Regions from separate parts of the Mus musculus genome. Here region 2 is linked to region 1. Evidence: chromatin loops called from intact Hi-C (ENCODE). Cell type or tissue: left cerebral cortex. All regions are shown on one strand. Links, peaks and the distances in the headings refer to the core of each region. The heading gives the core; the rest is flanking DNA.

What was found. A loop is a pair of places that touch in the nucleus more often than their neighbours do. Peaks named below come from ENCODE experiments on the same cell type or tissue, not always from the same donor. Only the 100,000 strongest peaks of a DNase experiment are listed, where the experiment ranks them.
Region 2: it touches region 1 in a loop (4-fold over the local background); 4 of 42 quality-filtered maps call a loop at or near these places.

What each region holds. Positions count from the first base shown.
Region 1 is chr5:148,888,126-148,904,355 of GRCm38, reverse strand. It overlaps Katnal1 (katanin p60 subunit A-like 1), which reads left to right. Exons shown (of 11, transcript NM_153572.2): 5 at 10,080-10,207; 6 at 10,568-10,673; 7 at 11,688-11,846; 8 at 12,601-12,727; 9 at 15,343-15,477. Among named protein-coding and RNA genes, the nearest start is that of Katnal1, 32 kb to the left of the region's middle. In left cerebral cortex, for the core only: CTCF peaks have their summits at 4,914 (motif pointing left) and 7,008; DNase peaks (open chromatin) are centred at 6,150 and 7,105; H3K27ac peaks cover 894 bases.
Region 2 is chr5:148,949,798-148,966,027 of GRCm38, reverse strand. Gm15411 (a long non-coding RNA gene) reads left to right here. Exons shown (of 5, transcript XR_868721.2): 5 at 10,827-12,287. It overlaps Gm52833 (a long non-coding RNA gene), which reads right to left and starts at 10,234. Exons shown (of 3, transcript XR_003956018.1): 1 at 9,916-10,234; 2 at 7,779-7,929; 3 at 7,467-7,630. 8430423G03Rik (RIKEN cDNA 8430423G03 gene) reads right to left here and starts at 15,778. Exons shown (of 3, transcript NR_040686.1): 1 at 15,640-15,778; 2 at 15,195-15,368; 3 at 14,370-14,695. It overlaps LOC108169085 (a long non-coding RNA gene), which reads left to right and starts at 12,832. Exons shown (of 2, transcript XR_001785025.1): 1 at 12,832-13,067. In left cerebral cortex, for the core only: a CTCF peak has its summit at 7,472 (motif pointing right); DNase peaks (open chromatin) are centred at 7,260, 7,454, 7,707, 11,556 and 4 more places; H3K4me3 peaks cover 1,559 bases; H3K27ac peaks cover 2,401 bases.

The sequences.
Region 1 (16,230 bases), core at 3,530-11,529:
GGATAGCAGGCATATTTAGTTAAGCAAATGCACACACACACAGAGTGGGATAGCAGGCATATTTAGTTAAGCAAATGCACACACACAGAGGTTCTCAGTGTATTAGTAAAGTGGACCTTTGTGGATTACACAAAAGAAAGGAAGACCAGGAGTGACCCTGGCCCTGGGTCCCCTGAAGGCTCCATCCATGAATGGTCCATGAAACAGTCCTGCTCCCCTTTCAGAGTAAAATCTAAGGTACATGAGTGCTCCAGGCCTCTCCCACTGAGGGGTGGAGTCGGGAAGACCCGCCCTCCCTCATCCACCATCGAAGGCTGGATTGGACTTGAGGAAGGAAACCTGCCACTGAGGCAACCTAAGATTTTACATGTGACTCTTCAACGGAGGACAAGGCGGGTGAACCCGTGGCAGCAGCTGTCAGAGCCACACTTGTTCCTCCAGGGTTATAAATGACTTCTCATTTACAATGTTTCTGAGTAATTGTCTGTCTTACTCTGTCAGTGACAAGCTGAGTACTCAGACTATCAGTGGAAAATCAGCCTTTCTTATTTCTACGGCTGACGAGGAGGTAGGAGAGCTACTCTGAGTCACCACAAAAATAAAAGGAACTACTTTTAAAAACACAAACACAGAAGTGTCATGCTACCTGAAAGGTGTAGTTGTCTCTGATCTGATTATCACAGCAGAGACTAGAGTTTCCAGGGCTGCTTTGAAAGTAAAGATGGAGAGATCACAAGGGCTGTTACAGACTCCCTTTTCAATCATGAGATTGGCAGGTGGCACTAACATAATGAAATGAACTAGTCCAGAAATGAGACTGTATTGCCTAAGATAAAGATAGTCTTAGCTTGAGACTATTTGGTTAACTGAGTGTGCAAGCATGTAGTCCTAGCAGCCCCTGTCTGGGGCATGACAAGGTGTTTAATGCCAGAGCTGTTAAAGCACACGTGGAGGGCACAGAAGGGCTTATCTGCTTTTTGTTCCCTGTGTTGAATCCTACCTCTCTCCCCAGTAAGATCTCACTTTTAGGCTCAGTGTGGTGGTGCACAGCTTTTATCCCAGAGCCCAGGAAGACAAGCAGGCAGAGCTCTGTGAGTTCAAGGCCAACCTGGTCCACATTGTAACTTATACCCTGCCAGAAAAATAAACAAAAGAAAAAATTAGTTATATACATATGTTTGTATAATCTCATAGTCTAATAGATTATTAATTTGTGTATAGAATTCTGAAAGTTGCTTCTATTACTTTATAGGTCTAAAAAATGAGGATAAAAGAAATGTATCTTGGGCCCATTAGAGGCTCAGCAGGTAAAGGCCTTTATGATAAATCACATCCTGTCAAGGGTCCCTGCATATCAGCTTTAGCTGTGTTTAGGACTGCACTGTGGAATGCCACGTAGAAGCAGTGGGAGCCGTGCTCTCCCCAGGGGCCGTGGCTTTGGTGTTGCTCTGACACTTTGGAAGCTGTGTGTGTTGGTTTATTCGGTCCCTCCCGTCATCTATGAGCACAGCCTGTGTCCTGCTAACAGCTGATGGTGCTGTGGGCTGGGACTTGCGCCCAAGTTTTAGATCACGATGTGACACAGTGTGAAAGCTTATTTTAATTATTTTTTAAATAGAATTCAGGTTAGAGTAGGATGACTTACATATCTCAGCATACTTCTATATTGACTTTAATTTTCCAAAAAATACTGGTAAATTTTGTGAGAAATTACATCCTTTTTCCCCCCATTTCTTTTTAAACTTCTGATAGGCTTCAGACTAGGTCTAAGCATACAGTGCTGTTGTTTGTTTTTTAAATAAGCAACAGTCATTTTGCACAACGATTTGCTGTTGGGGCCATATTTCTTTTTAACCCTGAGGGCCACAGGATTGTCCACATAGCTAGTATGTAGCATAACTTATTAGTACATTTTATTAGCTATGTACTTTGTTAGTCATATAATGAATATAAATGAAAATATAAACTAATAAAGTGTATCTGGCTGTCATCCCAGCACTCAGGAGGCTGACACAGGATGTCATGAGCTTGGTGCCATTGGGCTACAAAGTGAGACTTGGTCTCAAATAAAGGACTCCTGACTGTCATCTGGTTATTTCTCATTGCAGACAGGAGTGGCACAAGCAGCTAAGCTGTGCTTTTAGTGTTATTTGAACGTACCCAGTGCCTTTGGACTGTTTGGAATGCTATAATAAAACACTAGGTCATTTTATAAAGCTGAACCTTAGGCAGGCAAAGGCATCTCTAGGCCCCATCTCTTAATGGCAGCGTACTGGAGACTAGACTTTGACTTGACGGTTGGAGGAGCCTGTATGTTCAGACTATATAGCACATGGAAAAACTGAATTTACCATATTATCATTTAAGCTTACAGTCAGTATAGATGCATGCTGAGAAATGTGAGTTAGCCTGCTTTAACCTGGACTCTGTTTAAAAGGATGTATCTCTTTAGCATGAGATAGAGGAGCACTGGTCATCTTCACCAAGAATTAATCGACAGTAAGTTATACTTTCACAATTCTGAGAATCAGAGTTTTATGTAGAAATAACAAATGCTTTTTTAATTTAGAAAGGATATACTAAAAGTAAATATGAGTGAGTAGAAGAAATATTTTTCTGTTATCTTAAAAATAATTATGTTAGAAAGCTCAGACTCTAATGCTAGCCGTGTTGCCTTAGCTAATTTGTGGTTAATGAGCAGTGTCCTGCATGATCCCAGGGTCACGGTTACGAGTGCGTCTAAGTGAAGTTCAGATTAAAGGAGGGCCAGTTACGCTCCCAAAATTCCCTGCTCAGTTACTTGACCTAAAGTGCATTGTCTCATTACCCTGTATATAGCAAATGGCCATGGTGAATGCTGTCCTTGTTGTGTTTAGCATCGGACACAGGCGTGGAGGGACACTGGAAACAAGACTGGACCATTCTGTTTCCAACCTGCTGATTGATGAACACAAACTGTCACACATGAACAGTGACTTAAAAAGTGCATAGGTCATAATCGAATTATTTTATGAATGGTCATCTCATGTGAGGTGCTGATGTGTGCTGAAGAACTACTTTTCTGGAAAAAAACTCATGTTCATATGTAATTCAGGCACATGCATGTTCACATGTGGGTCCATGACAGACATGCTTGGCATAAGGCACATGTGGCCATTTGTCCATAATTTAAAGAAACACAGGTCCAGTGCTCTTGGTGGACTTTAGAGAACACTCTCGCTTGCTGGGCCCACTCACATCCCTGTCCCCTGTGATCGCGGCGGTGGAGGGATGCTGTGTAGCCATGGGTGCTGGCTGGTAACTTGTTTTCTTTGCTAAGATGGTAGCAAAGCCGTGAAAGGCACAGGATCTTGAAATTTGGCTCATCTCTCCATGACTTGTGCAACACTGACAAACAGAACCATTTTCAAGTGTTGGGAGAATACTCAGTTTTGGTGGGTTTTTTGTTGTTGTTGGTTTTTAGTAATGTAAAAACAATAGAAACCGCATGTGTGTATATGTGCACGTGTATGTATGGTACACATATGTACTCATGTGTGTTTGTCTAGGTGTGGGTGCCCATGCATGTGTGTGCCTATGTGTGGAGGTCAGAGGTTGACCCCAGGTGTCTATCATTCGCCACCCCACCTATGGAGACAGGGTCTCGTGCTGCCCCTAAGCTGGAGTTGGTGAGGCCGACTGGCCAGCATGCTCTGGGTCCTCCCCTGGGATTACAAGTGGCACTGCCACCACCCAGCTTTTTACCTGGGTGCTGGGCATCTGCACTCAAGTCTCCTGTGCTTTCATATGTGTGTGTGTGTGTGTGTATATATATATATATATATATATATATATATATATATATATATGTGTGTGTGTGTGTGTGTGTGTGTGTGTGTGTGTGTGTATGTATATATACACATATATATACATACATATATACACACATATGTATATATATGTATATGTATATGTATATATATATATATGTATGTATATATATATATATATATATAGTAGCTCTTGATGAGGTTTAAATGTGTTTCCCAACTGGCTTATAAAATTCTTGAAAATATAATAATTGTCTATTATAAACCAAAAAGATAGTTTCTGCAGTAACCCTTGTACCTTTCTTATCATAAAATGACCATCCCAGGTCAACAAAAATCACTGGCTTCTCAGAAGTCAGAAGCCGTGGTCCCAGTCTCTCCCAGTCTCTGCTGCTTCCTTCTTTCCTAGGGTGACCAGCGCTCTGTGTTATGACACCTTATGAGTTAGTAGCCCCTTGTTTGAGGATGCTACTGTTTTGGGGGATTCGTAGCACCTGTTTTTAGGAATTGGATTTTTGATTTTTACCTTTTTGTATTATTTTCTTTCTCTGCTTAATATGTTTATAAGATTTCTCTATGCCTTTGCTGATATTGTTAGTTAATTCTTATAATTGCACACTATCGTGCACAATTAAAAGTTTCCTTGTGTGAGTAGATTTTTGGGTTGTCTAGTCTGGAACTATTGAATAGTGCCAATTTGGATCATTTTATTCTTCTTTGGTGTGCATATGCATCAATTTTTAGTAAGTGCATATTAGGGGTATGTAACCTAAGGTTTTTCAAAACCTACTTTAATAAGGGTTCTTAAATGCTTCAACCTCCCTTCTAGCCAGCCGACCAAAGGTAGGGGAGAAAGGTTAACAGGACAAGGAGTAGAAGCAGGTCTTTGGGACAATTCCAAGCACGAATCAACCTCAGCAGTCCAGTCCAGTCGGCAAACACCACACATGATTTGGCATGAGTTTGTGCAGCAAGAAGCAGCCAGAATACCATGAGAACTTCTTTGGCAAATTTCTCTCTCTGAAGTTATAGCTTGCAAGCAGCCATCAGTGAAGACCAGCAAAGCGGCGTAAGGCGAACCAATGCAAGAGTGCCCTCCACTGTCTATGGGTTTATATCAGGTGCCCTCTCACAAGACAGCTTCCAGAAAGATATCACGTGTCTGTTCACAGCAAAACATCCTCTCACGTGTCTGCTTCTGTAAAACATCCTCTCATAAGACAGTTTCCAGAAAAACATCACATGACACTACTGAGTCTCCAAAGAAACCAGAAATGTCCACTTAAGGGGTGGGATGGTGGGGTCCTGGGAGATACCTAAGTTAGACATTGGGAGGTCACATCACATCATCAGACAGTTTTGCAAGCGGGTGTTAGCAGTTTGCACTGTGACTGGCAGAGTAGGAGGCACAGGTCTCCACACCACTGTCAGTGTTCAACATCATTGTCATCGTTGGTCTCTTGAAGGGGCCATGGTTTTACAGGAATATTTACTGTGTGTTGTATGAATACTTTATAACTTAGGAGACTGGAAACTTCTTTGTGGCTATTTTTCATCAGTGGGGTATCTTAAGGACCCTCTTATTCTGGTCTTCTCACATTAAACAATCTATCCATTTTCATATTTGTAATCTTACGGCATTTTTTATCTCTATAGCTGTGGCTGAATTGCACGTATGTAGAGGTTGGCACTATTTTTTTTTTTAAATCCACATTGGATTTCTTTTCCCATTTATGATCTTGGTGTCTGAGAGATGTGCTCTTGGGTTATGGGGAGGTTTTGTCTCACCTGTGTGTTTCCCTCAGGGTGAGCACCTTTACTGGGATTCAGCCGAGCTCCGTGAGCATTCCTCAGCTCTTGATTTTAGAATTTGTATATTTTTGTTGAGCTTTTTCTCAGTTTCAAGGTTGTCAAGTTTCCAAGGGTTTGTGATCTCTGTTTAAATGTGGTGTTTTATAAATGGGAAGATTGAATGTGAAGTCTTAGCAACCATATTTCATTTATTCCTCCTAAACCTCATGAGCACTGAGGTCTCAGTCTTTTTGCTTCATTGCTGTATTCTGTGCCTAGAACAGAGCCTGGCACACTAAACCTGCTCATGACTATTGTGGGAAGAGTGTGCATATTGGTGAGCACAGAGCTTGCTGTGGATCTGTTGCTACAATCCTTGTATCCTGATTGGGCAGTGTAGGGCGCTGCACCCACGTCAGTAAGTGTGCTCTGCATTGTCTGCCTGCGTTACTTTGTGGGGCAGTAGGGCTCCGGTGGGCTGCAGGCTGGCGTCCTTGTCTAACGTTTCCTGTGTTTGTTTCTGCTGTGGGGTGGAAGCAGCCCCCATGTGCAGCAGTGTGCCCTGTGAACAAACTGGCTGCAAGCCCAGGCCCACAGCTAGAGTGCCTAGGCCGCTGTTGCCGCTTGGACGGGCGGCTGACTTGGTTTGCCAGTTTCCTCGCTTCTTGAATGTGCTGATATGTGCTAGGTTCCCAGGGCACCAACACCGTGAGCATTGTGGATGTCAGCTGCTAGACTGACCTGACAGTGGGAGACAAACAGAGGCATGAAAAAGATTATACAGAATTAGCAGTTTACAGAAGAGATATTGGAGCTGGAGAGATGGCTCAATGGTTAAGAGCACTTGTTGCTCTCCTAGAGGACCTGAGTTTGGTCAGGTAATTCACAATCCTGTGACTCCTGCTCCAGGAGGATCTCATGTCCCTGGCTTACACACACACACACACACACACACACACACACACACACACACACAGACACATTTAAAAACAAAAACAATTAAATATGTATAATTGATATATTGAGGCTGAGAATGTAGTTCTTTGATAAGAGTGCTTACCCAACCATGGATGTAATTAATCTTGACACCAAGAAAAAGAGGAAGGAAGGGAGGGAGGGAGGGAGGCAGGGAAGGGAGGAAAGAAAGAAATGATACGTCTAAGAAATTTTGCATTTGTTTTTATCTACTGAGTCCAGGCAGCAGAGGGTAAGTTGGACATGGGAGAAGCAACAGCTTTATAGAAAGAGCCACAGGCCGTCTACAGCTCGGAGATGTTCGGGTGACTGTATGTAGTTCACTGCCTGACTAGAAAGGCAGTATCTTTGTCAAACAGGACACGCTGTCAGAAAAATCCTATGTTGATCTGAAACCCGCCTCTTCTGTTGCTTCCTATCGGCCTCCGCAGTAACAGCAGCCAAGGGTGGTGGTTCCAGTAGTAGCTCATTGGCTTTCGTGGCCCACATTTCCCGGAATCCTCCTCCACGTGGTGTGATGTGCGAGCCATTTCTCAGCTGGTCATTGAACAATGTGTCTGTAAAATGCACGGCACAGAGCAGTAGCTGTCTGTGTCTTAATCACTCAGTCCCACAGTGAGAGGAGCTGCAAAGGAAGATGCGCATGCTATTTGCATTTGGGGACAGGCTGTGTCAGTCACTGACTGCAAGCTATAAATATTTGCTTTGTCACTTAGAGCCTCATTTTCTTCACATAGAATAAGAGGCACGACTCACAAAAGATCCTTACGGAAGTTGTCTTGATTTGAATAATTTAGAAATTAGTACAAAGAAGCTAACTATTTTGCTTTAGGGAAAAGAAAAGTGTCTATCAGCCTTCACACTGTCAAATGGTTGCTAATTCTGACCTTAGTGCTTCGTGCGCAAATCTAAGGAAAGAGTTCTGAGGTCACTCTGTGATGTTCCAGTCTAGTGTTCTGTAGAAGACCCCATGTCCCAGATGTCAGCTTCATTGCTTGAAAGCTGTCTGTTTATTAAAGTAGTGCAGCTAATGGACTACTTCTGCTCAGGCACACGGCGTATGTATCAGCTCTCCCCGCCCTATTTTATGTTTGTGATAATGACACTACTCGCCCACTTTCACGGTGATTCTGCTGTAGCCTCAGAGTTCTCCCTTCACCATCTTGCTTTGACTGGCCAGGTCGTTCAGAGGCTCGCACCGACTTCTCTGTGCAGGAAAGGGTTTTACTTGTTAGATTCCTCCTCCTTCCCATCATCCTTTCCAGCAGTAGCCACCAGGGTTGTCTGAAGTGCAGGTCAGATCGGATGCTGCCCGTTTCTCCATCCTGTCCTCAGTCACGTCAACAGCTCGGCTTTCCCACGGGGGGCTGGATAGGTGCTTAGAGAGGGCCACAGTGCATCCTCACCCTGCCTGGAAACCGTGCTAGCAATCCGATGAGCTGTCTGATACCTGCTCACATCTGCCTTTGGACAGTCCCACGATTCCCATTTCTTTGAGTCAGAGATGGGGCTTTTCCTTCCTCTTGGTGTGTATCGAGCCAGCCTCGCCTCCCTGTTCTGAGGGCATTTGTGTGAAAGTGAGATTTGAACTTCACTTTCCATGTGGCAAATCTGAAATCACAAAGTCGGCCCCTGTTGATGCTCTCACTACCTCGTTTCGAGCATACTGGAGAATGGTCATAGTGTTCCCAGGGTTTGACTTGCGAGTGACTCATAGCCATGGCCTAGCCACGTCGTAAAATGTGATCCGAGACAGAACTTGTTTTAAGTTGGTTGGTATTGTTTGTTGTGTTGTTATGCTAGGAGCTTGTTTTAATAGAGTCAGTTTTAATACCTGCCACTTTTGCTACAAGGATATTACTAAGCACTTGACCTAGCCCTAGCACTAGTCTGCCCAAGTGAGCAGGTCCTCAAGATGAGGTCACCAACACACTGTTTGGCCATTTGCTCGGAGGCTCAGATGATCAGGACATTTGCCACAGGAGCCATTTGGTTCTCTTCTGGTACTGACTGCTTCTTTGTTTACCTCAGAAGTGAAACTGGAGAAGTCTATCATGGTCTGTTGTCTCCTCACTGGACCCCTTGCCCTTCATTTTTCTATCAGACAGAAAGGGGCTGATGCTCTTGAAGGGGTGTGGCTCTACACATTAAAGCTGATCTTGTGGTTGGAATCCCTGAGAAATCAGAGCATCGTCACATTCACCACCTCAGCACTGCAGGACGCTTGCAGAGTCCTGCAGCTCATAGAATAGGAGCCTAGAATTTTTTTTTTCTTAAAGCCACAATATTAGCAAAAGGACTTAGGACAGACTAAACTTTTCTTTAGCTCTTGATTCTGTGGTTGAAAAGGGTCCTCTAAGCAGTGGGTCTGAAAGGTCCTGAGCAGAAGGAGGCGGGAGAGCTGGGGTGGGGGTTGGGGCTGGATGTTATGACTGCACTTGCTTGGGGCCATGCTGAGTAACTCTGTGATAGGGCCCCAAGAGCTGTCCTGAAGGAGACCATTGAGTCCTGTGTGGTGACTCAGTAGCTGGGGAAAGCTTGTAAGTGCAGGAAAGTCCCAGGTCCATCTCGCCTGTAGCCTTTGTACTGGCTGCTTTGGGGGATCTGTCAGCTTGGCCATTCACTGTGCTCTTTAAGCAGCTCAGTCAGCTGTGAAACTGGAGAACCGAGGAAAGGGGCTGCTTGAGGAGGCAGGAAGGCCTGAGCTACATGTTCTGTCCCAACGTTTACTGGTAAATGGAGCCGGACTTAGCATTTACATTTAATTTTAGTCAAAAGGCTGAGAAGTACCAGGCGTGGTGGCGCATGCGGCAGAAGCAGGTGGGCCTCTCTGAGTTTGAGGCCAGCCTGGTGTGCAAAGCGAGTCTAGGACAGCCAGGGCTCTGTAGCAGAAAAGCAGAGAAGCCCTTAGTTAGTTGGCTTTCCCTGTTTTCCTTATCCACAAAGAAAGGAAAAGCAGTCGCAGGGTTGGGTGTTACATTAAATGAGCACCGTGTGAGCTGTTCTGTCATAAGGCCAGGCAGTGCTCAGTACCTGACGTTCGCCTTGCACATCAGCAGTCTGTTCTCTAGCAGAGGTGCAGATGCTTTGCATCCAGGGAGTCAGAGGCAGGCTAGTGAACTCTTACCTGGGACTGTCCGCCAAGGAGTGTAGCTGGGAGGAGGATTACAAAGCCTGTCCAGTTGAGACAGGTCTGCTGAGTTAAATAGGGTGGGATGGCATCTAGGCAATCAGAAGATAGCATTTTAAATAGCAAGAAAATAGTCTTTTAAAGCGGTTCCTCTGGACAGGAATGTAGCTCAGGACTAAGGTGCTTGCCCAGCATACACATACAGGCTCTGGGTTTCATCCCAGCCCCATAGACATGTGGACCCACATGCACACATTCGTATATATACACGCACACATGCACATGGGCACACATTATATATCGAAAGCTTGATGATATCAGTTATGATATGTTATGTTGTCACTGGCCATAACTTCTCTTACTCACACCTCCAGGCAAGGAAAAATGTGCAAGATGGTGCAAGTGACAGCGAGATTCCCAAGTTTGATGGCGCCGGGTATGATAAGGATCTGGTGGAAGCCCTGGAGAGGGACATTGTGTCCAGGAACCCTAGCATTCACTGGTGAGTGAGCGTCTTGAGTTGTGGTAGAGAAGGAAACTCATCCTAAGGGTGGGTTGCTGTGGGTCTCCTCTCCTCCCTGGTCTCCTGATGACGCCTTTGTCTGTAATACCCATCCTGTCAGCGTCCAACCAAGGATGCTTTCTATGTTAACTTGCTGTCGACACACTGATAGAGTTTGCTCGCTGCATAATGTGTTCTAATTAATAACTCCAGGATGTTCTCGCTGATCATTTTCATATAGTAAGGATCACAATACAGTCTTACTATAAGAACAGTTTTGTAAGTAAGCAAATTTAAAGTAATAACCTGGCCTTAAGTCAGAGGTGTGGCTTGAATAAGTGTGCAACTGTTCTTCCAAAGGGATGACATAGCAGACCTGGAGGAGGCTAAGAAGTTGCTCCGGGAAGCTGTTGTCCTGCCCATGTGGATGCCTGACTTTTTCAAAGGGATTAGAAGGCCATGGAAGGTGAGCATGTCTGGCAGTCTTGGAGTGGGGATGCTTGGGTAACCAAGGGCAACACTGCTGTGGACCTGTGTGCTGGCACCAACAGTCGGGCGACCGGGCAGCTCACATTCACCTTCACACCTGGCTGGGAATTCGTAGTTGAGATGCTGCGGCTGCATAGCAAGAGAGATGGGCTTAAAGCAGAGAGGCTGCCATCTTCAAAGCCATGAGTTTCAGGGGCTGAGATAGAGGCTAATTTTTAAGAACGTTTGGATGTCTTTTTCTGTAAATATAGTTAAGCAAATTAAACTGTGTCTTTGTGTGTGTGTGTGTGTGTGTGATGTGTGTAGGAACATGTACACAAAAGTGCAGGTGACCCCACAGACCAGAAGAGGGCATTGCATCCCCTACAGCTGGAGAACAAGAGCTCGTGAGTCTTATGTGGGTGCTGGGAGCTGAGTGCAGCTCCTCTGCGAGAACAGCACACTGTCTTCACCATGGAGCCATCTCCTGGGCCCCAGGACAGCTATGCATACTTCCAACATGCCAAGATCATAGATGTGAGCCAACTTCCCACAAGCCAGGATCATAGACGTGAGCCAACTTCCCACACGCCAGGATCGTGAGCCACCATACCTGCTCAGACCACCAGTTATGAGCTTTTCTCTGGCTGCCTCTGACCCGAGAGAGACAAGGGCTGGCTTGTTTCCTTATTTGTTTGTTGTTTGTTTTTTGAGGCAGGGTTTCTCTCTGTAGACCTGGCTGTCCTGGAACTCACTCTGTAGACCAATCAGGCCCTGAACTCAGAAATCCGCCTGCCTCTGCCTCCAGAGTGCTGGGATTAAAGGTGTGTGCCACCACACCTGGCATTCATCATTTTCTTGATACACTTGCTAAATGCACTGATCCCACCATGACAACAGGAGAGTAAATGGTTTAGTGGGCATCCTCACGTACACTGGTATTATCAGATGATGGTAGTTTTTGGAAAGCATTTAAATATAGTGTGTTGTTTAACTCATCTTGAAATTTCAGGGTGTGCTGATGGTTGGCCCCCCAGGCACTGGTAAGACTATGCTGGCTAAAGCGGTTGCCACTGAATGTGGGACAACCTTTTTCAACGTGTCCTCTTCTACCCTGACATCTAAGTACAGAGGCGAATCTGAGAAGTTGGTCCGACTGTTGTTTGAAATGGTAAGTGATTGATGCTGTATGCAGATTTCTAAACACTGTCTGAGCATGCGGTTCCTCAGAATCCAGGTCTGTCCCTTGTGATCTTCTGAGAGCAGGTTGGGCGGGAGGTGGGGGTGTTGTACCAGTTATTGACACATCATTCACAGTGGACTTTATGGGATTCTTGGTGTGTCTTCAGTGGATCTTTCTCTATGAGATGGAAAGGGGCCCTCTGGCCAGTGAGGGTGATTGGCAGTTTGGTCATTTAGCACAAGGATAAGACAGAAGACTTTAAAAGTCAGCTGGAGGCAGATCTGTCATTAGTTATTGATTTATTTAAAATTGTTGCCAGGAGTATTTTTTTTTTCATGATGGAAGTTTCTCACCATAAAACAAGGAAGAATTGGCAGGCATGGCGGTGTCTGCCTTGGGCAGCAGACAGGTGGATCTCTGAGTTTGAGTTTGAGGCTAGGCTAGTCTACATAGCCACTTCCAGACCAGTCAGAGCTACACAGTGAGACCTGCCTCAAAATAATGACAAATAAACAGTAGAAACATATGAATCTCTGTGTACCTTTCACTCAGCATCACCAACTATGTAAGTTTTATTTTTGAATTGGCTGTTCCTAAAATAATTGTTAGTGGTGGCACTTTTAATAGACAAAGATTGCCACCTTCTTTCACCACTATTTTAGAAGGAAAACCAAAAGCTACTTAAACATACAGAGCACTTTACGAGATCACTGAATAGTGGCTTTAACATATTCTCCCCAAGGCTAGGTTCTATGCCCCTACCACGATCTTCATCGACGAAATTGATTCTATCTGCAGTCGAAGAGGGACGTCTGATGAGCACGAGGCAAGCCGCAGAGTCAAGTCGGAGCTCCTCATCCAGATGGATGGTAACTGTCACATGATGAGTGTCTCAAACTATCCATCCTTCTCAACTTTGGGTTCATGCTCTGAAAGTTCTCAGTGAACGGGTCCGAAGGCAGCTGTGACTCACTTTTAGTCACTCGCTCAACCACCCACTTGTTCCTGCATCCTAAGTATCCCTGGATCCTTACAGTGAACCACGTACAGGCCGGGTTCTAGGTTATGGAGCCAAGGCCTACCGTGCCCACCAAGGCTCTAAAGGTGTGCCTGGGCCTTCAGACCACCGGAGGGCTCTGCAGGGGCTACACAATTTCAACAATAACACCAAGGCACATTTTCTGGTTTTGCTTTAATCCTCTCACAAGTAAGTAGTAGAGTATTCCAGGGTTAACGAAACCTGGGAGTGTCCCAAAGCATGGAGACAGAAGCAGAGGGAGAGGGCAGCTAGTCTCTTATTTACTCAAACACTGAGCCCTCTGAAAAGTCTTCCAGCCAAGACTTGGGAAGTTTTGAAAATTATGCTTTTCTTTCAAAAGATATGCTGTTTATCTTAATTAATGAGTCATGGAGCCTTATTTTTTACAATGAGTTAATACTTTGAACAGTCTGTCCGTTTGTCTGTCTATGTATGTATGTATGTATGTATGTATGTATGTATGTATGTATGTATCTATCTATCTATCTATCTATCTATCTATCTATCTATCTATCTATCTACTTCCCTATCTGCTTACTTATGGTGCTGGGGCTAGAAGCCTTGTGTCTGATAGGCAAGCACCACTGAGCCAATACCTAGCCTTCTTATATTTTGGTTTCTAATGGCAAATATTAATAGATACAGTCTACACAATGATAGCCCTTTGGAGTTCCAGAGATTTTTAAGAACATCAAAAGTTCTGAGACAAAACCTTTGAGACTAACCAGTTGCTACATCAGAGGCAAACAGCTGCCTAGAAAGTCACACAGTGGTCCCCTCTCTGGCAGAAGGGAACTCTGGGTATAGGAGTCACAGTGGTCAGGGCTGCAGCTTGAGAGGCCCAGGGGCTTTGATGCACTGGCTAGAATTGTCCAGAGAACAAGGAAAAGCATTTGGGGAGTCATGAAAGAGAGTTTGGGGTGCAGTACTTCCAGGAGTCAGCTCACTCTGGTAGTTGTGTGAGAGACAACAGGCTGTTTAAACAGTCCGAAAGAAAAGATAAAAATGTGTCTAACATATCCAGCAAGTGTTGTTTCTGATAATCCACCATCTGTGGACACCCAGTGTCTTGGTTACTGTTCTGTTGCTGTGAAGAGACACCGTGACCAAGGCGACTTACAAAAGAAAGCGTTTAAGTGGGGTCTTGCTTACAGTTTCAGAGGGAAGTCATTCCTATCATGGTGGGGGTGCCTGGCAGGCATGGTGCTGGAGAAATGGCTTAAGAGCTCACAGCTGATTTGCAACTTGGGCTGGGCTTTTGAAACCTCAAAGCCCACCCCCAATGATGCACTTCCTCCAAGAAGACCACACCTCCTAATCCTTTCCAAACAGTTCCACAAACTTCGGATCTTGCAGTCAAACATCTGAACAAATGGGGACCATTTTCATTCAAACCGCTACACTTAGGATAGGTACTTAACATCACATGGTACACAATGCCAGGCTCTTAGAGACCAGCAATGACATTGTATGCCAGGACACCTGGCCCTCACTCAGTCCATTTCAGTGTCTGCTTATATATGAAAGGAAGGAATATGTTTTATTTGGGAGGAAAGCATAACAGGAAACAATATATATTTAAAATTGGGGCCAGGGCATAATTGAATACTCATTTAGCTAGCAGGATTTCATTCAACATTACTTATGGCTGTTTGTTAGTTGGAGAAATTTATTCCTCATAAGAATGATTTAAGAAGACATTTAGTAGTGACTTATTTATTATACATGTTGAACTGGGTTGCTTGAAATCTACTACTTTGATAATCATGTTTGTGAACTTATGTATGAAATGATATTTCACAGTGCATTGCCATGATCCAATTGTGTACTCTCAAAAGTTTTTTTTTTGTTATTGTTTTGTTGTTGTTTTTGAGATAGAGTCTCTCTGTTTTGTAGATCTTGCTGACTTTGAACTTTCTACATAGACCAGGCTGGCCTTGAACTCACATAGATTCACCTGCCTCTGCCTCCCAGTCGCTGGGATTAAAAATGTGCACTACTACGCCCTGATAAAAGTTTTAATCCTAAAACTATAATTATGAAGAAGCAGACAATATTTTCTCTGATCATAAAGCACTATGCAGTGTTTCAGCAGTTCTTATTGAGAAAGCCAACTAAATTACCAACCCTCCCCCCAAATAAATCAGGAAAGAGGCAGTTTATAGGGAAAACATGAAAGGATGAGTGGACCCCAGACTCCGAGTCTTCGGAAGCAATATGCATGGCTTTCTTACAGAAAGACTGGAAAGAGTCCTGCCCTAGGCTGTTGGATTCTTCGGCTCCTTAGTTTTGTTCTGTGCTGATGCATGGTTTTGCCATGCCGCTATTGAAGTCACAGAGGCCCCACCAAGAGCTGTGGCTAACACTTAGAGATGCCCGCTGAGGGAAAGGATTTCAGTGGCCATCGGCGTGACACTGACACCCCTCCCTGCTCTCTGTGCCCAGGAGTTGGAGGAGCCTTAGAAAATGATGACCCATCCAAAATGGTGATGGTCCTGGCTGCTACGAACTTTCCGTGGGACATTGATGAGGCTCTGCGCAGGAGACTAGAGAAAAGGATTTACATTCCTCTCCCGACAGGTATGATGCCTGCCTGCTGTCATTTCCTGTTAACCCTTTTCTTTCTTTCTTTTTTTTTTTTTTTGTTTTGTTTTGTTTTGTTTTGTTTTTCGAGACAGGGTTTCTCTGTGTAGCCCTGGCTGTCCTGGAGCTCACTCTGTAGACCAGGCTAGCCTTGAACTCAGAAATCCACCTGCCTCTGCCTCCCGAGTGCTGGGATTAAAGGCGAGTGCAACCATGCCCAGCGTCTGTTAACCCTTTTCTATTTATTTAAGTCTGCATCACTAGCACTTTGTTTGAAGACCTCTGTGGTCCGAGTGATGGAAATAGAGACCATGTGACGTCCTCTGCATCTCAGGAAACCCAGCTTCAGAGCAGTGTCTGTGCTGATAAGTTTGGTACCACTTGAGTTCTTACTTTAAAATTGGGTTTCACTAACTCTTATTTAAATCTTTTTAAAAAGTTGTCTTAGGTACTTTGAAAAGTGCTTTCCTCTTGAACGTTGAAGTTTTCTTAAGCTGTTTTTATCTTTTTCCTTTGAGATGAATGTATATGTAATGAAAGGTGTGTATCCTAAGTGTATGATTGGATGAGTTCTTTGAACTGTGTCGTCAAGTCGAATTGGCATCCTAGACAGGATGTGGGGACTTTCTGTTACCCCAGAACGCCTGTGTGCCTCAGCCCTTCACCCAACTCTCCATTTCTGGTCCCCCACAGGCCAGCTTCTCTTTGCTAGCCTTGTATACACAGGATCAGGACAGTGCACAGTCACTG
Region 2 (16,230 bases), core at 3,800-11,799, 61 kb before region 1:
ACGGGTGCCAAGAGGGAGTTGCTAAATGCCTGGGAGAGAATCGTGACCAGAGAGAGCAGCGAGTTAAAAAAGAAAAGAAAAAAAAAAAAAAGAGTCATATCCTGCCAAGCAAACTGGGTCATATTCCTGATGGAGTTAGTCACCGAGCAGAACTGAGCTGGGAAGGAGGTTTCAGGGCAGAAAGAACGGCATAGTGACTCAGCTGGCAGCTGGAGAGGCCTCCTGGCTCTTGAGCAAAGACCCCTCGTGTGGCTGGCATGTAGCATCTTGTGGTATTTTGGATTTGAACTTGATTTTTTTTTTCTTTTTAACCCCTAAAGGAGATTACCAAACATGATTTTTTTCCCCCACTTGGAATAGTTGAGCGTTTGCACACAGGCTAGAGCGTGCTCGCGCACAAGCGTGGGCACACACACACACACACAGGCACCATTTCAAAGACATACATCTTAAGAGAGGAGATAAATTAAATCAAGATGGAAGAGCAGGAAGGCCATCCTGGAACTTTTCTCTGGAATTCGAGTGGGAAGGGACAGCAGCCAATCTTACTGCTTAGAAACCTTTAAGGTCACCGGCCCGTCCTGCGAAGACGGATCCTGTAAAACGACTGGAGGGTTCCGAAATCAAAGTTTAATTTGTGAGTCACTAGGATGAAGTTAAAGCAGCGGGTTAGCTAACAGGAAGAAGTACTCTTCAGGAGAAGGCTCATGGGTGGAATCTCGATTTTGTTCTCATTATAAAAATTTTTGGTGCTTTCTGCTACATATCTCTGCCAAGAAATGCGATATGTTGGGAAAGGAGAGGAAATGTATTCTACATCTCGATGCTGCGACTATAAAAAGCTGTTTCAACGACAGAAATTCGTCGGGGCTCTGTCAGGGTTGTAAATGAGGGGTTTACACTAGCCAATCAGGGTGAGAAAAAAAACACCAAAAACTTAAAGCAGTGTCTATATTTGTCCTATATATATCTCCATTATCTCTGTCTTTTTTTCCCCCTGCCAGATTCCCTCTGTTGTAAGTCCCCTTCCCTAGGAGCTGTCCTCACCGGAGCTTGACAGAGCCGAGCTTGAGTTCTGAGAGCAAGGTAGTATGACACTAAGACACTAAGAAGAGAGAAGTGAATTTCTTGTTACTTGCTCTTCCATCTTTTCTGCACCTCAGCACTCAGTGGCCCTCATTCTTGGTTTGTATCTTGTAAGCACATGGGGTCTGAGACTGGGCCATCTGCAGGGTGGCTTGCCTTTGGTGCCCACTTATTACTCAACTCCCCTTTCCTCCCAGGCCTTTAGGTACATCTGAAAAAGTAGCCTGCCCCCCAGTGTCTCTCAGGCTGTAACTCCTGAGGGGATGGGGTCTATTTTCTATCTCTTGGCTTTGGACTGACAGAGTTAGACCTAACTTCAGCTCCATCATTTAGTAGCAAATTGGGTATAACCTTGTGAATGGAGAGTTCTTTACTTTGAAGGCTGTGGTTAGCTTCTGTTTTGAGACAGACTATGTATGTAGCCCAGCCTGGCCTTAAAGTCACAGTAATCAATCACCCTGCCTCAGCCTCCTGGGCGCCAAGGTTACAGAAGTTATGTCACCATGCCTGGCTACCCACCACAATAGTGTTTTGTCATTGTTTTCTTTAAAGATTTAGTTTATCATCACCCCATGTCTCTCCATGTGTATGCCATTCATGTGGGTCCTCTGGAAGCCAGAGGAGGGTGTGGGATCCTCTGGGGCTGGAGTTCCAGGTGGGTTCAGGTCACTCAATGTGCATACTGGGAACCAAACGCAGGCCCTCTAGAAGAGCAAGCTCTCTTGACTTCTGGGCCATCTCTCCAGCCCTTTAGCAGTTTGTGTGGGAAACTGATGAAACCTCGGTGGCAAGTTAGTCAGATTAGCTGTCAACAAGTGTGACGGTTTGCATATACTTTGTGCAAGGAGTGTCACTATTAGAAGGTGTGGCCCTGTTGGAGTAGGTGTGTCACTGTGGGTGTGGCCTTTAAGACCCTCATCCTAGCTGCCTGGTATTCTGCTAGCAGCCTTCAGATGAAGATGTTGAACTCTCAGCTCCTCCTTCACCATGCCTGCCTGGATGATGCCATGTTCCTGCCTTGATGATACTGGACTGAACCTCTGAACCTGTAAGCCAGCCCCAGTTAAATGTTGTCCTTATAAGACTTGCCTCGGTCATGGTGTCTGTTCACAGCAGTAAAACCCTAAAACAAGAAACAGATAGGAATGAAGAAAAGAGACTTGGGCTCTCCAAAGGCTTGCCCCGTGGTCTTGTACAGAGCCTGTGTTAGATTGTTAGCAGTCTCTGGCTCACAGTGAGTTCTTTTTTTGGATGCAACTGAAATGGACTAACTTAATCATAAAGGAATTTTCTAGAAAGGGGTGGGCTGGTTCTTAGAGGCTGAAGAGCCAGAGGGATGAGATGATTCTCTGCCTCAAATTGGGGGAAAAGAATCTCTCTATTCCAATGTGTTTTGTTACCCTTTCTCTTGAGAATCCAGGGTGACAGGGACCCGATGGCCTAATTGGGATCTATGCATTGTCATCTTTCGGTTAATGGTATCCCCAGTAAGAAAAATTATGTTGTCAACCCAAAGTAAGACATTCCTAGTAGGTGGCTATTTCATCCTTTCTTTCCCAGGGGATGTTTACTGCTTGAGGAGAAATCCAAGACAGGAGCTGATGCAGTTTCCGTTTAAGAAACGGCTGAAAGAACTAAGAATAGAACCAAAGAAGGGAGGACTGGGCTAGTTTAGCACGGCTGTCCTTAGATACTATAAGGCCTCTCTCACAGAAGCAAGAACAGTTTGTATTCTGTTTATCTAAAAGAAAAAAAAAACTAAAGCCAAGAAAGGGACTATCAAGTGAAACAGGCCGAGGTGGTACACAACAGTAAGATGAGCCACAGACAGGGAGGCAGGAGGGTCATGAGTTCAAGGCTAGCCTGAACTTACGGGGCTCAATGGTTGAGAATACTGGCTGCTCTTGCAGAGGTCCCAGGTTCAGTTTGTAGCACCTACCCAGTATCTCACAAGCACCTGTAATTCTAGTTCCAGGGCACTGGACACCCACTTCTGGCCTCCGCAGACACCAAGCATACACATAGTACACATACATACATGCAAGCACATATTTACACATAACGTAAATCTAAACAAATTGGAAGGGAAACGGTTTTCTTTGCACTGTATCTAAGCTAGAGTCTTCCAAGAAACAAGGTAAGCCGACTTGTAAGGAAGAGAACTTGGTATCCCTGGGAGTATTAGTGTTCATTTGCCTATGGTAGCAAGGACCACAGTGGACCACAGTAGACAGGATGCTACAGCTGATGACCTCATGGATTTCAGTGATGACATGCATCAGAGCCTGGGTGGCCACATCTGCCCAACGGCACTTTTCCATATGTGGAGTTCCAGATGTGGACAGTGTGAGTGGCAGGATGTGAGGAGCACCCACATACCCTTCCCGACCACCTACTTAGGTCTGCAATAGTCCAGATGCACTGTGGGATAGTCCTTTATGTTGAGTGATGCCCCATTCAGAGGTCACTGCTGGGATGTGTTACTTCGGCCAGCATCCCTCATGCTTCCTTCAGTGTAAATCACACCAACATCTTGTCTTTCACTGAAGAACAAATATATTTTAAGTCCCTAGGGCTATATCAGTTATGAGAAAACTAAAATATCCATATTTATAAACATCATGTTGTATATCAGAAACACATGTGATTTTTTAAAAAAAGATATATTTGTATTAGCTTTAAGTGTGTGTGTGTGTGTGCGTGTGTGTGTGTGTGTGTGTGTGTGTAGGGGTTTGTGCACATGAGTGCAGTACTCATAGAGGTCCGAAGAGAATGTCAGATCCTCTGAAGCTGGAGTTGAAGGTCGCTATGAGACGCTTCATCTGGGTGCTGGGAACTGAACCTGGGTCCTCTGGAAGAGCAGTAAGGGCTGGAAACTGCTGAGCCTTCCCTCCAGCCCTTGAAATATATAATATACATTTTGTCAATTAGAACAGTAATAAGAGAAAGCTAGACATCGAAAGGCAGTGTGGTCTGAACGTGTCCTGTTAGATCCTGCATTGGAAGCTTCACTTCTAAAGTGCTTTGAGGAGAGACCTTACAGAGTGATGAGGCTTTGAGGGGGCCATCTCCTGGCTAAGTCCCAACCACTTTCTGAGTGTTACCTTTCTGCCTTCTACCATGGGAGGAAGAAGCAGTAAGAATGCAGGACGCTTGGCCTTACTTTTCCAAAGACTTCTAAAGCAGAAGAAGTACTTGTTCTTTATAAATATGAAAAAGAGGGGCTGGGGAGATGGCTCAGCAGTTAAGAGCACTGACTATTCTTCTGAAGGTTCAGAGTTCAAATCCCAGAAACCGCATGGTGGCAACCGCTGATGCCTTCTTCTGGTGCGTCTTAAGACAGCTACAGTGTACTTAAATATAATAATAAATAAATCTTTGGGCCAGAGCTAGAGAAGCAGGAGTGAGCAGAGGTCCTGAGTTCAATTCCGCAACCACATGATGGCTCGCAACCATCTGTACACCTACAGTGTACTCATATACCTAAAATAAATAAATAAATAAATAAATAAATAAATAAATAAATAAATAAATAAATAAATCTTTTTAAAAATAAATAAATATGAAAAGGAGGGAAGGAGGGAGAAGGGGAGGGAGGGAGGGAGAGAGAGAGAGAGAGAGAGAGAGAGAGAGAGAGAGAGAGAGAGAGAGAGAAGAGCCAGTTAGTGAATTAGACGTGGCTAGACTCTATACTGAATGGCAGTCCTAATAAGTTGGGGCCACAACACTTTGAGTAGTTTCAGTAAAATTCTTTCTTACAGCTTGATGATGGTGGCTTGTGAGCTTTTAATCCCGGCACTCAGGAGGCAGAGGCAGGCAGATCTCTGAGTTCGAGGCCAGCCTGGTCTACAGAGTGAGTTCCAGGACAGCCAGGGCTACACAGAGAAACCCTGTCTTCAACAACAACAACAACAACAACAACATTTTCATATGCATGGGTGTTTTGCCTGCATGAATGTATGTGTGTGTGGTATCTGTGGAGGTCAGAGAGTATCATCTCTTGGAACTAGAGTTATAGATGTTTGTGAGCCCATATGTGGGTGCTAGGAATGGAACTGGGGTCCTCTGGAAGAGGGGCCAGTGCTCTTACACAGAGCCACCAGCTTCTGTCTTACTTAAAAAACAATTGTGGTGTTGGGACTGGAACCCAGAGCATATACCATATGCCTTCCTTCTTTCGTCTCTCCCATTTCCCCATCTCTTCCCCCCAACCCTAACCCTGCCTCCCAGTCTGACCTGGAACCCCTGGGCTCAAGGTACCTCAGGGGGCCTCAGCCTCTCCAGTAGCCAGGACTACAGGTGCCCCCACAACCACATCAGTTGTGGGTCTCCTCCACAGAGCACCTCTTGAGGTTTTTTTTTCTGTGTGTGTGTGTGTGTGTATATGCGGGCGCGCGTGGGTGGGTGTGCTGGATAGGGAATGGGGTGTGGTGGATGGGTGGGGAGGGGTGAGGTGCACTGACTGCAGACCTAACCTGTAAATACTAGTCTTGCTGCAAGCTCGCTACCCTGACCTTGCTGCCTGCCGCCCAGTGCTGCCGAGCTTGCTAGACTCAAAGAGATCAAAAGGAATCCTTTTCAATCATCACCTGACTAGTCTGTACTTTCCTAGGCATTTTACAAACTAGATTAAATTAGCTACGCACCATGACCCAGTAGACAGCAAGGGACCGTTTTTCTCATTTAAGTAGGACACGACCTTGGCTTGTGAATAGAAGGGTTTCCACTGGTCTTCTGCGCCCTAACAAATAGAGTGAGTGGGTAGAAGGGACTGTCTCTTCCAAAGGGCAGCTAAACACCCCACAGTGGGGACGCAGTCCCCTCTTTCTTGCTGAGAGAAGAGCCTGAAATAGCCCCAGGGGCGGAGAAAGGTTGAGTCTGGAGGTCTTCTGACCACTAAGGTTAAAGATTTTGAGGACTCCCGAAGCCTCTAGTAAGCCAGGTTAGCAGGTTTTAACTCAGGCCTGGGAACGACCGGAAGCCTAACTCTCCACTCTAGACTGCTGGTGTCCTTTGCACCCAACCTCACCAAGGTAGGGAATCTAGGGAAGTAGAAGGCGTTAGTGTTAGAAACCCGCAGACAGTGGGCTAAGGAGAAAAGGGACCTACTTGGGAGAGGGAGGTTTCTGCAGGAAGTCAGCTTTCGTTGTCCAGAGGGCTGTTTATAATACTTAACTGCGGGCCTGCCCAATCCCAGAGCTCCTGCACGGAGGCGGGGCACCGCTTCCCGAGGTCCCCTGCTGAGCCGCAGGCTGGACCTTGAGCGTGCTGGGGAGGTGTGGCGCTCCTGCCAGGCTCCGTGGAGCAGGACACCCCCACCCCCACCCCCGCCAACCCCTGCGACATCCATAAAACGCTTCCCCCTCCATCCCCACCCCCACCTCCAACACCCGCACACCTGGTCCCCACGTGGAGCTGGCCGTGGGAACCTGGGGGTAGTGAGCCACCAGGTGGGAACCCGAGGACTGCGCAGAACCTTTGCAGAAGCACAAGCCCAGCACCTCGCGGTGCCAGACTGTGCAGAGGACCCTTCTTTGTCACGTGGTTCCCAGACGCGGGTGCAAATCTCTCTGAGGACTGCGTACGTGCCTCTCTGCGTGGGGGAGTGGGGAATGCTGGGCTCATCCTCTGGAACCCAGAAGGCCTAGCTTCTAGAACCGCTGCTGACAGGTGTCTGCGGAGGAGGCTCCCCATCTGCTGGACCAACCGCCGGCTTCCTTCCTCTCCCCAGGACTGAGTCACTGGAGCATCTATCTGCACGCTGCGGTTTCGACTTTCCCCCAAGTGCATAGCGGTATGTCATCTGAGAGGCAGAAGTCAGGCTGCCCCTGGTGCCAAGACAGAGGCTGAGGTGACATGCATTGTCCCGGCAGCCTGGCTTCTTACAACCTCCTGAGAGGACAGAAGGACCTGTCAGGCATCAGCCTGGTGGAGAAATCTCTTTGATTTCCACAGCCTGAATATTACTATCCTGTGCGGCCAGGAGCAGAAGAGTTTCGTTTCACTGTTTCTATGTTTATTTATTTTTAATCCAAATACACAGAGGTAGCTTTAAAGTCCACATGTTAATTTGTTCTAGGAAAATCACAAAGTTGTAGCCTCCCTGGTCTACTCTTATTTCCGTCTCTGCGTTTAGTTGTACTGGGGTGTTTGGAGCACTTATTCCTAGGCAATGCATTTTAAAAGCTGTGTCTTTGTTATCTTAATTTAGAGAGTCCTGACGTTGCTACGGAAGTCAAGGAAAAGCCTTCTGCCTCCTCAGGCCTTCTTGCCCCTCAAATTTCCTGTATTTCTTCCCATCTTACCTGTCCACGAGATTTAGCTTAATTAAAAAATAGATGTTTACTTCATGTGTCTGTATCATACGCATGCATTACCTGTGGAGGCCAGAAGAGGGCGTCGGATCCCCGGGAACTAGGAGTTACAGATGGTTGTGAGCTGCTGCATGGATGTTGGGAATGGAACCTCGGTCCTCTGCAGGAGCAGCCAGTCCCCTTTACCCATGAGTCATCTCTCCAGTCCTTTAACAACATTTTAGGAAGCACTATAGAAGAAGAAAAGTGCACCCGTTGAAACTAGGATGGTAACTATTGTCAATTTGATAGGATCTAGAATAACATGGGACACAGCCTCTAGGCAAGCCTCCGAGGGGTTGTCCACGTTAGGTTACTTGAAGTAGAAGAACACCTTACGTGTGGGCAGCACTATGGGCTGGGATCCTGACTGAGTAAACCGGAGAAGGCGAGCTGAGCCCTCTTCTCTTCAGTTGTTCTTGGTAGAGCATTTTTGCCACAGGAGTGAGATAAATAATGAAGGCCACAATGTATTCTGATATCTAAGACACTAAAATAAAAAAGAAAAGCACATTTTAGAATAGCATGAGCTATGCTGTCCACATCTGATGAAGTCACTGGTCATATTTGCATTACTAGGTAAGTATTATCTGCATCAAACTGGGATTGCCTTTCTACTTACACACACACACACACATTACACATACACACACACACACACACATTACACATATACACAAACACACACATTACACACATATATACACATACAACATACACAGGTATACATATCATACATATTCTCTCCTGGATCTTACTGTGAGGACCAGGCTGACCTTGAACTTGTGGCAATCCTCCTGCCTCTGTGTGCTGGAGCATCTATCTTTTACAGGTGTGTAACCAGCTTGCTCCATTTGCCTTATCTTTTGAATTGTGAAGTTTTAATTATGAGTTGATCTCCAATCTCTGTGACTTTTTTTTTATAAATTAGGAATTAATCTTCAAGTGCTTTCCAATGTCACAACCCTGCTGCTCCTCTCCAGGGCCTTCTTCTCTGAGATGACATCTTCCTTTGTACTGCTGTTCTGTTCTGTTCTGACGAATGACTGGGTATTGGGTGTTGGACCCCTTTCACTCCCTCAGAGCTTCCATCCATGTTGTCTTCTGTGTTGTGTGCCTTGTTCCCTGGGGCTTGAGTTTTCTCCCTTGGTTTGTTTTAAGCTGGGTGTGGTGCACACAACTGTAATTCCAGCCCTTAGGAGGTAGAGGCAGGAAAATCAGGAGTTTGAGGATATTTGGGGAGTTCAAGGTCAGGCTGGACTACCAGGGACTCAGACGAAATAGAAACAAAGCCCGCCTTTGTTCTGAGCATATCCTGTAGGAGCTTTTTGAGAAAAGTAAATATTTTTAGTGGCTTTGCTAACGTTTGATCTGCTCTTGCTTGCCTGTAGGCAAGTGTGATTTGTCTCCGTTAAGAGACCTCCCTCAAACTCCTAGTGATGGCTGCTGGCTCTCAGATAATGAACTAATCCCCGTGCGCCATTCTGCAGCCACCTCAGTGTGTCTCTAAGGAACTTCTGACAGGTGGTTGGTTTTCTGTGACTCATAGCTCTTGTTTGATCAGCTTCCTGAGTCGATACTCTACCATTCACTATGGGATATAAGCTTTACTGATAAGCGTTATGGAGGGGGCCAGGAGACCACCGTGGGTCCTAAATTCCCAATTGCAAATTTTTCATCTGCTTCCAAAGTGTGTGGTGGGCCAGCTCTTAGCTGTGCCTAGCATTTTTGGACACCTCTGCAATTCAAAATGTCTTCCCAAGGCTGTGCAGGGACAGCGGCACAGGTGTGCACAGGAATGAGAGAAAATATACACATTTTTAACGTTATTTGTTTTCATTATATCTGCACTGCATATGTGCAGTGGAGAGGAAGCCTCTGTCTGCCCCTCCCCCCCCCTCCCCCCCCCCACCCCCCCACCCCGGGGTGAAGAAGCCACTTTGAATCAGTCAGCTTGGAGAGGAGTTTGAGCCAGAGGAGATGAATACCCAGCCATAGAGTTCAGAAAGAGCCTGAAAAGGTAAGCTTATTCAGCAGTAAGTCTCAGAGGCTGATACACATTCTAGGACTAGAGAAGACTGTGCGGAGGCCAGAAGCTCCCAGGACCAGGCCTAGGTGAGCAGGCAGAGGCAGTAAGCCTCAGAGATGACAATTGCATCAGGAGAATGAAAGTTACATTTACAACTGCTCTTATTTTCCTGCATTGCTATTCTCCCGAAATACTGTTAAACATTACCCCTGCTGCTGCTGCCGAGTCTGCTCTGTTTCTCTTTGCGCATGATTTGCAAATAAAGGAAGTTCAGATTGGACATGGCGACACATGCCCTATGATCCCAGCCCTGGGGAAGCTGAGACAAGAGGAGCGGAAGTACAAGGCCAGCCTGGGCTACACGTGGGAGACCTTGCCTGAAAGACAAACAAACAAACAAAAAAAAAAAAAACCCTCCCGAACCCAAAACGAAAAAGGACAACCAACCAGCCAAGCCAAAGAAGACGTGTACTGTGATGTTCGAGGATATCTTGTTGGTTTTGTTGACTGTGGGTGAGACATTTGTGTCCGTTCCATCCATGGTGGGAAAAGCAGATGGGCAACCCAGCCGCCCGTGAAGACGAGGAAATGGCAACGTTTTGGCAGTACCTCTGTAGGCTAGTATAGGTCAACGCACGCAACACCAGCCTGGGAGAGAGAATCTCAGCTAAGGGATTGGCCCCATCAGATTGGTCTGTGGCTCGGCTTATGTAGAATATTTTCTTGGTTGCTGATTGTTAGCATTCTGTCTAAGCTCCACCCCCACAGTTACCTGGCAACAGCCAGGTAGGCCTCACTCACTGTAAAAGGGGCTGCTTGACCCATCCACTCTCTTGCTCTTGCCTTCCTGCTCCGCGCCCCTCCCCATTCCCCTCATCCCTCCCCCATGTGCTCATGGCCAGCCTCTATTCCTCTTCTCTACTCTACTTCCTTCTTAACTCCCCTCCCCATGCCCTGAATAAACTCTATTCTCTCTACTATACTGTCATGTGGCTGGTCCCTCAGGGGGAAGGGGTGCCTCAGCATGGGCCGCTAAGGCAGCCCTTCCCCCACACCTCACCACACATACACTAAACATATCCCCCCTCTCTTTATTTTTTATAAACACATCACTGATTGATATAGAAAGGCCTGTTCTACTGTGGGCGGTTCTATCCCTAGGCAGGAGGGCCTGGGCTATAGAGGAAAAGTGGGTGAGTGGCCAGTAAGCAGTGTCCCTCCATGGTCTTTGCTTCAACTTCTGTTTCCAGGTTCCAGCTTTCCTTGAGGTTGGACTGTGATCTTGGAGATGAAGGATGAAATCAGCCCTTTCCTCCCTAACTTGCTTTTGGTTTCTGTTTCTGTTTTCCCGATCACAGCCACAGGCAACCAAGCCAGAATAATAGCTAATCTAGTTTAATTTCTGAGGTCTGCACCTCTGACTGCGACATCTCTGATGGGGCTCTGTCCCCCAACACTGCCATCCGGAGGCATCGGACCACGACGTGAGATTGGATGAGGATGAACTGCACAGCGTCGACCAGACGGAATGTGGAATTAGAGTGGAAAGCAATAATTCTGAGAAGTGGGAAGGCTTCGTGGGAGCAGGCAGCGGGTGAGGGACAGCGTGCGTGCAGAGTACTTGGCTGCGCTGAACTCGAGGCTTAAGCCAGGCCTCGTGGAACAGTGGCTCCAGCAAGGCCTGGAGGCCGAAGGAGCTAGGCTGGAAGCCAAACTCCATTTCACTCTTTAGCATAAGCCCGCAGGAGGTTGAGCTTCCTACAGTTCATAGTCTGTAGAACTGGAGACAGCCCTGGATCAAGCCGACTTGTGTGGTTGTTGGGGGCGGGGACCAGGTGATGGCGATGAAAATTGATGTCTTTTCTTCATTTGCTTCATAATTCCCAGTACCGTAAAAAGAAGAAAAGAAATCCTGCATAAAAAGAAATGCGTAGAAATCTTGTTCCGGTCAGTGGGGATGAAGAGCAACCTCTCGCCTTGTGGTTCTGTCCATGCTTGGCAGACGGAAGCAGGAGCCAGAGACTCTGCTCAGCCTGCAGACCGTGGCCTGAGCTGCTCTGCTGAGTCACTGTCTGACAGTGACAGGGCACAAAGTGTACCACAGGACTGCAAACTGCTTTATGCTGTAGGAAGGATAAATATCACGGAAGGCACTCTTTCTTAAAAATAGAAAATTCTCTCCTCTACTCCCTGCTTTTGTGTGTGTGTGTGTGTGTGTGTGAGGGGAGAGAGAGAGAGAGTCTCACCACATGGCTAGGCTTGTCTTAAACTTGTAATCCTCCTGCCTCAGCAGCCCCTCCAAGTGCTGGGTCTATCCAGGTCCAGTTATGGGGCTGGAGAGATGGCTCAGTGATTAAGAGCACTGGCCATTCTTCCTGAGGACCTGGGTTCAGTTCCCAGCACCCACTTAGTGGCTCACAACCATCTGTAACTCCAGTCCCTAGGGAGCCAACACACTCTTCTGGCCTCTGGGTAGACCAGGCACATACTTGCTACACAGATATACAATCAGAGAAGACATCCATACACATAAAATAATTTTAAATAAATAAATAGACCTTAAAAGTGTTTGTTTGTTTGTTTTCTAAAAATCAGCTATGGGATTAGAGAGATGGCTCAGTGGTTAAGAGCACTGGCTGCTCTTGCAGAGGACGTAGGTTCAGTTCCCAACACTTACCTGACAGCCCACAGCTACCTGTAACTCTAGTTCCAGGGGCTCTGATGCCCTCTTCTGGTCTCCACAGACCCCAGTCACTTAAATGTTATATCTGCATGCATGCAGGCACCCACACGTGCAAAATAAAATGATTTTAAAAATACACTATGTAATGTTGTTGTTGTTTTGTTTTTTTTTAAGGCAAGGTTTCTCTATGTAGCCCTGGCTGTCCTTAAACTCACTCTGTAGTTTAGGCTGGTCTCGAACTCAGAGATCTGCCTCTGCCTCCTGCGCGTGCATCACCACATCCTGGCTTGTGGCCTGTTTAAAGTAGAAACTAAATCTCAGAAGACAGAGTAAGCTGCGCTGAAGTCTGCAGCCAAATTTGCCAACGATGCATAAAGTGGAGCAAAAAACGGAGAGAGATCTGTGACTGGAAGTCCACCTGTGTCTCCTTCCCATGTCAGCCCAGCCAGGGTGTAGGGAAAAGCCCAGCGCCATGTTTGCCCTTTCCCAGACACTCCTTGTCCCATTAGGATGACCTTTTCCCTCTTCCAACATCCCTGTGTGGTCACAGCCGCCCCAGTGCCTGGAGTCACTCCAGCATGACTTGTGACTCTGCACTGCTCTTATGCAGGCAGAGGCCATGCCAAAGGGGATGTCTTTGGCTGGGTGTCTGGGATTGCACGGCAATTGGGGGGGGGGGGGTTAATCTCAATCGTGTCTGTTGCTGGAGAGGAGGAAAAGAGAGTTGTTCTTCTGCTCTCCCCACCCCTCCTCCATATCTGTCCCTTCTACCCTGGAAGGATGGAGGGGGAGGAGGAAAGGTCTAGTGAGCCTCTTAAGGAGAGCTGGGTGCACCTCAGACCTCCAGAGTGGATGCCTGTTGACCACAGCTTAAGGATCCTGGGACAGACATTCTGCAGCCTCCTCAGTCCATCAGGTCAGAGACTGAAGTGAAATGGGAAAAACGTATTTTTCTTAGTATTATACTAACACTAGCATAATTTTAAAAATATAAGACCAATTATTGAAGCCAGGGCCCAGGAGTAAAAAAAAAAAAAAAATCAGGAGGCAGATTTCTGAGTTCGAGGCCAGCCTGGTCTACAAAGTGAGTTCCAGGACAGCCAGGGCTACACAGAGAAACCCTGTCTCGAAACCACCCCCCCCAAAAAATTAATTATTTTTATTCTTTTATGTGTTTTACCTCATGTGTGTCTAAACACCATATGCATGCAGTGCCCACAGCGGCCAGAAGAGGGCGATAGATTCCCTGGAACTGGAGTTAGAGTCGTGAGACATCGTATTGGTGCTTGGAGCTGAACCTAGGTCCTCTGCAAGAGCAACATGTGCTCTTAGCCACTGAGCCATCTCCCCAGCTCCCAGACTGAATATTTTGTACATTATGTTCTGGATCTGATATCTCTACACCCAGTTCTCAAACAAAACATTTAAACAACTTGTGTTGGTAGGGATCAAATCTAGAGCTTGTGTATGAGATTAACACTTCACTACTGTGGCCCATCCTTAGACCTGAAAGAGCTCCTGTTGTTTGCTTTCAGAGTGGAAACGATTCCTCTTCTTGTTATAGGTTCTGCGATTGTGAGAATCACCCTCTATTTGGCAGCTTCCAGTAAGGATGCGGGCCCAGTTTGCTCTCATGTCTTAGGGTTTTATTGCTGTGAAGAGACACCACGACCAAGGCAACTCACTTTAGTGGGGCTGGCTTATAGTTTCAGAGGTTTAGTTTATTATCATCATGGTGGAAGGCAGAGCTAGTGCAGGCCGACTTGGTGCTGAGAGTCCTACACCTTGATCCAAAGGCAGCCAGGACGAGGCTCTCTTCTGCACTGGGTGGAGCACTAGGAGACCTCAAAGTCCTCCTACATAGTGACATACTTCCTCTAACAAGGCCATTTCTACGCCAACAAGGCCATGTCTCCTAATAGTGCCCCTTCCCATGGGCCAAGTGTATTCAAACACACGAGTGCCTGTCAGCCTCCAGAAAGGCTGTGTGGTCTCACCTCCCTCAGCCCCTTTCCAGTGTCTGTGAGTGGCTCTCCAAGACCAAGGCTTGGCACTTCTGTCACAGGGGCAAGTCTGGCCTTGTGGCCTCTGTTTCTGTTTAGCCCCATGAGCTAAAAATAGATTTACCTTTCTTAAGTGTTAAAAAAAAAAAAGTCAAAAGAAGAATGCTAGTAAATGACACCTAAAAAAAAAGTGTCCATTAATAGAGTCCGTTGGAACCAGTCGACTGTTCATTTATTTCTGTCCCAGTTGATACTATTTGTAGCTGCCTTCCCACTCCAATGGCAGTTGTGGGTGGCTGCGGTAGACACTAGGTGGTTTAGAGAATCAAAAAAAAAAAAAAAAAAAAATTCCCATGAGTCCCTTCGCCCCTTCGCCTGTTTCAGAATTCAGTCTTTCTGGGCTTCTCCTCTATGTTTTCACCATGGTGCTGGTAGTGGCTGTCCTGAGGAGCCCTGTAGGCCTCAGTCTGGAGATGGGAGGGCTATCTCTTTCCTCAGAGGGCTGGTCAGATCCATGGTGGTCGGGCTGTTTCACCTAAGGCTGCAGATGGAAGACAAGAACAATCACAGAATCTGGAGAGGAGAAAGGTGTCAATTGGGGGTGGTCGAGGGAGGATGTTGCCAGACCACACACATCCCAATGTGGCCAGGGCATTTAAATCTCCTTGACAATTCTTGCCTAAACTAAACAGTGGGCCAACTGGGGAACAAGTGACCAAGCCAAGATTGTACGAGTGCACGTGTATGTGTGTATGTGTGTGTGTGCACGCATGTGTGTGTGTAAATAACACAATTCAGGGACATGAAAGGAGAGAGGACTTGAGGGGAGTAGGGGACCAGGAAAAGGCCAGTAAGCAGGGTCAGATGGGGCAGAGTAGTGAGAAGGAAGACAAAGTATAATTAATTACACAAAATTACCAAAAATGCCACAATGTAACGCATTAAACTGACTCTCAAAGTAATTGAGGGGAAAAAAATGCATTTACAAAATAAAGTTTCATGGCATAAAATTGTTACAGGAATTTTTTTAGGGTCAAAACCTGGGCCCTGGAGACCCCAGTGATCTTGGAAGGCATCTTTCTTCCTTGGCGTGGTGTTCATCAGGAAGCTTTTTATTGACGGTCTTATCTCCTCCTGGTCCTTGGGCTCCTTGCTCTGTTCCACAGCCAACTCCTCAGTCCACACAGTAAGAGGAAATAAGGAAAGAGAACTCCCTGAAACAGAAAGACAAAACGGGGCCTAGAAATCTACAGACCGGACTGGCCGGCATCGGGACACATGGCCTCTCTTAGCTACAATGGTCATGTGCGAGCAGGAGCGTCGCCCCTGCTGAATGAAACCGGTGTTCTGATAGAAAGCAAGAACGGAGGGATCAGTACCAGCCTATATTGGATCCCTGATCTTGCCAAACTTGAGAGTTATGGAGGAAAGAGCCCACGCCATTGAGTCCTCCTCTGTCCCTGGTGAAGGCGAGAAAAAGCAAACCTTTTCTGAGTCGTGACAGCTGGGGGATGTCCCGTGGCTCCCCTCTTCTTTTTGGCCAGAGAATGTAACTGGTCGTCCCACAGGGTAGCATGTAACCGAGAGGAAATAAACGTCGTGGCTGTGGAATGTGTGGTCTATTGCTCACTGAGGAGGGTGGCGGGGCTTTTTACAACAGGAAGCCCAGGATGGATGGCGAATCGTAAGGAAGTAATCAGTGTGGTATTTCACTTCAGTTGGAGGGAGTCCGTTCGCTGCCTCTTAGCCTGGTTGCTTGAGGAGTCGATTTTCCCCAACCACTTACAGCTGTCGTGTTTTGTAGTGATTTCTATGTGTTATGTTTGGGGTTCTCAACTTAGAACAAGGCTCGCTTCTTCTTCAATTTGTTGCTTTCTTTAGTACTTCCAACAGTTCAGCCAGCCAAGAAACTGTGTGATGGGCCTGAAGCTACGGGGAGGCAGCACCCTACCATGGGGCAAGCCCTGCCTGCGGGGGAACCATTTAGATTGAACTAAAAAGAAACAGTGGCGAATGGTGGGGCTCAGGAGTGATCTGCCACAGCCACCTGGAGAACAAAACTAGGAAACATTGTAT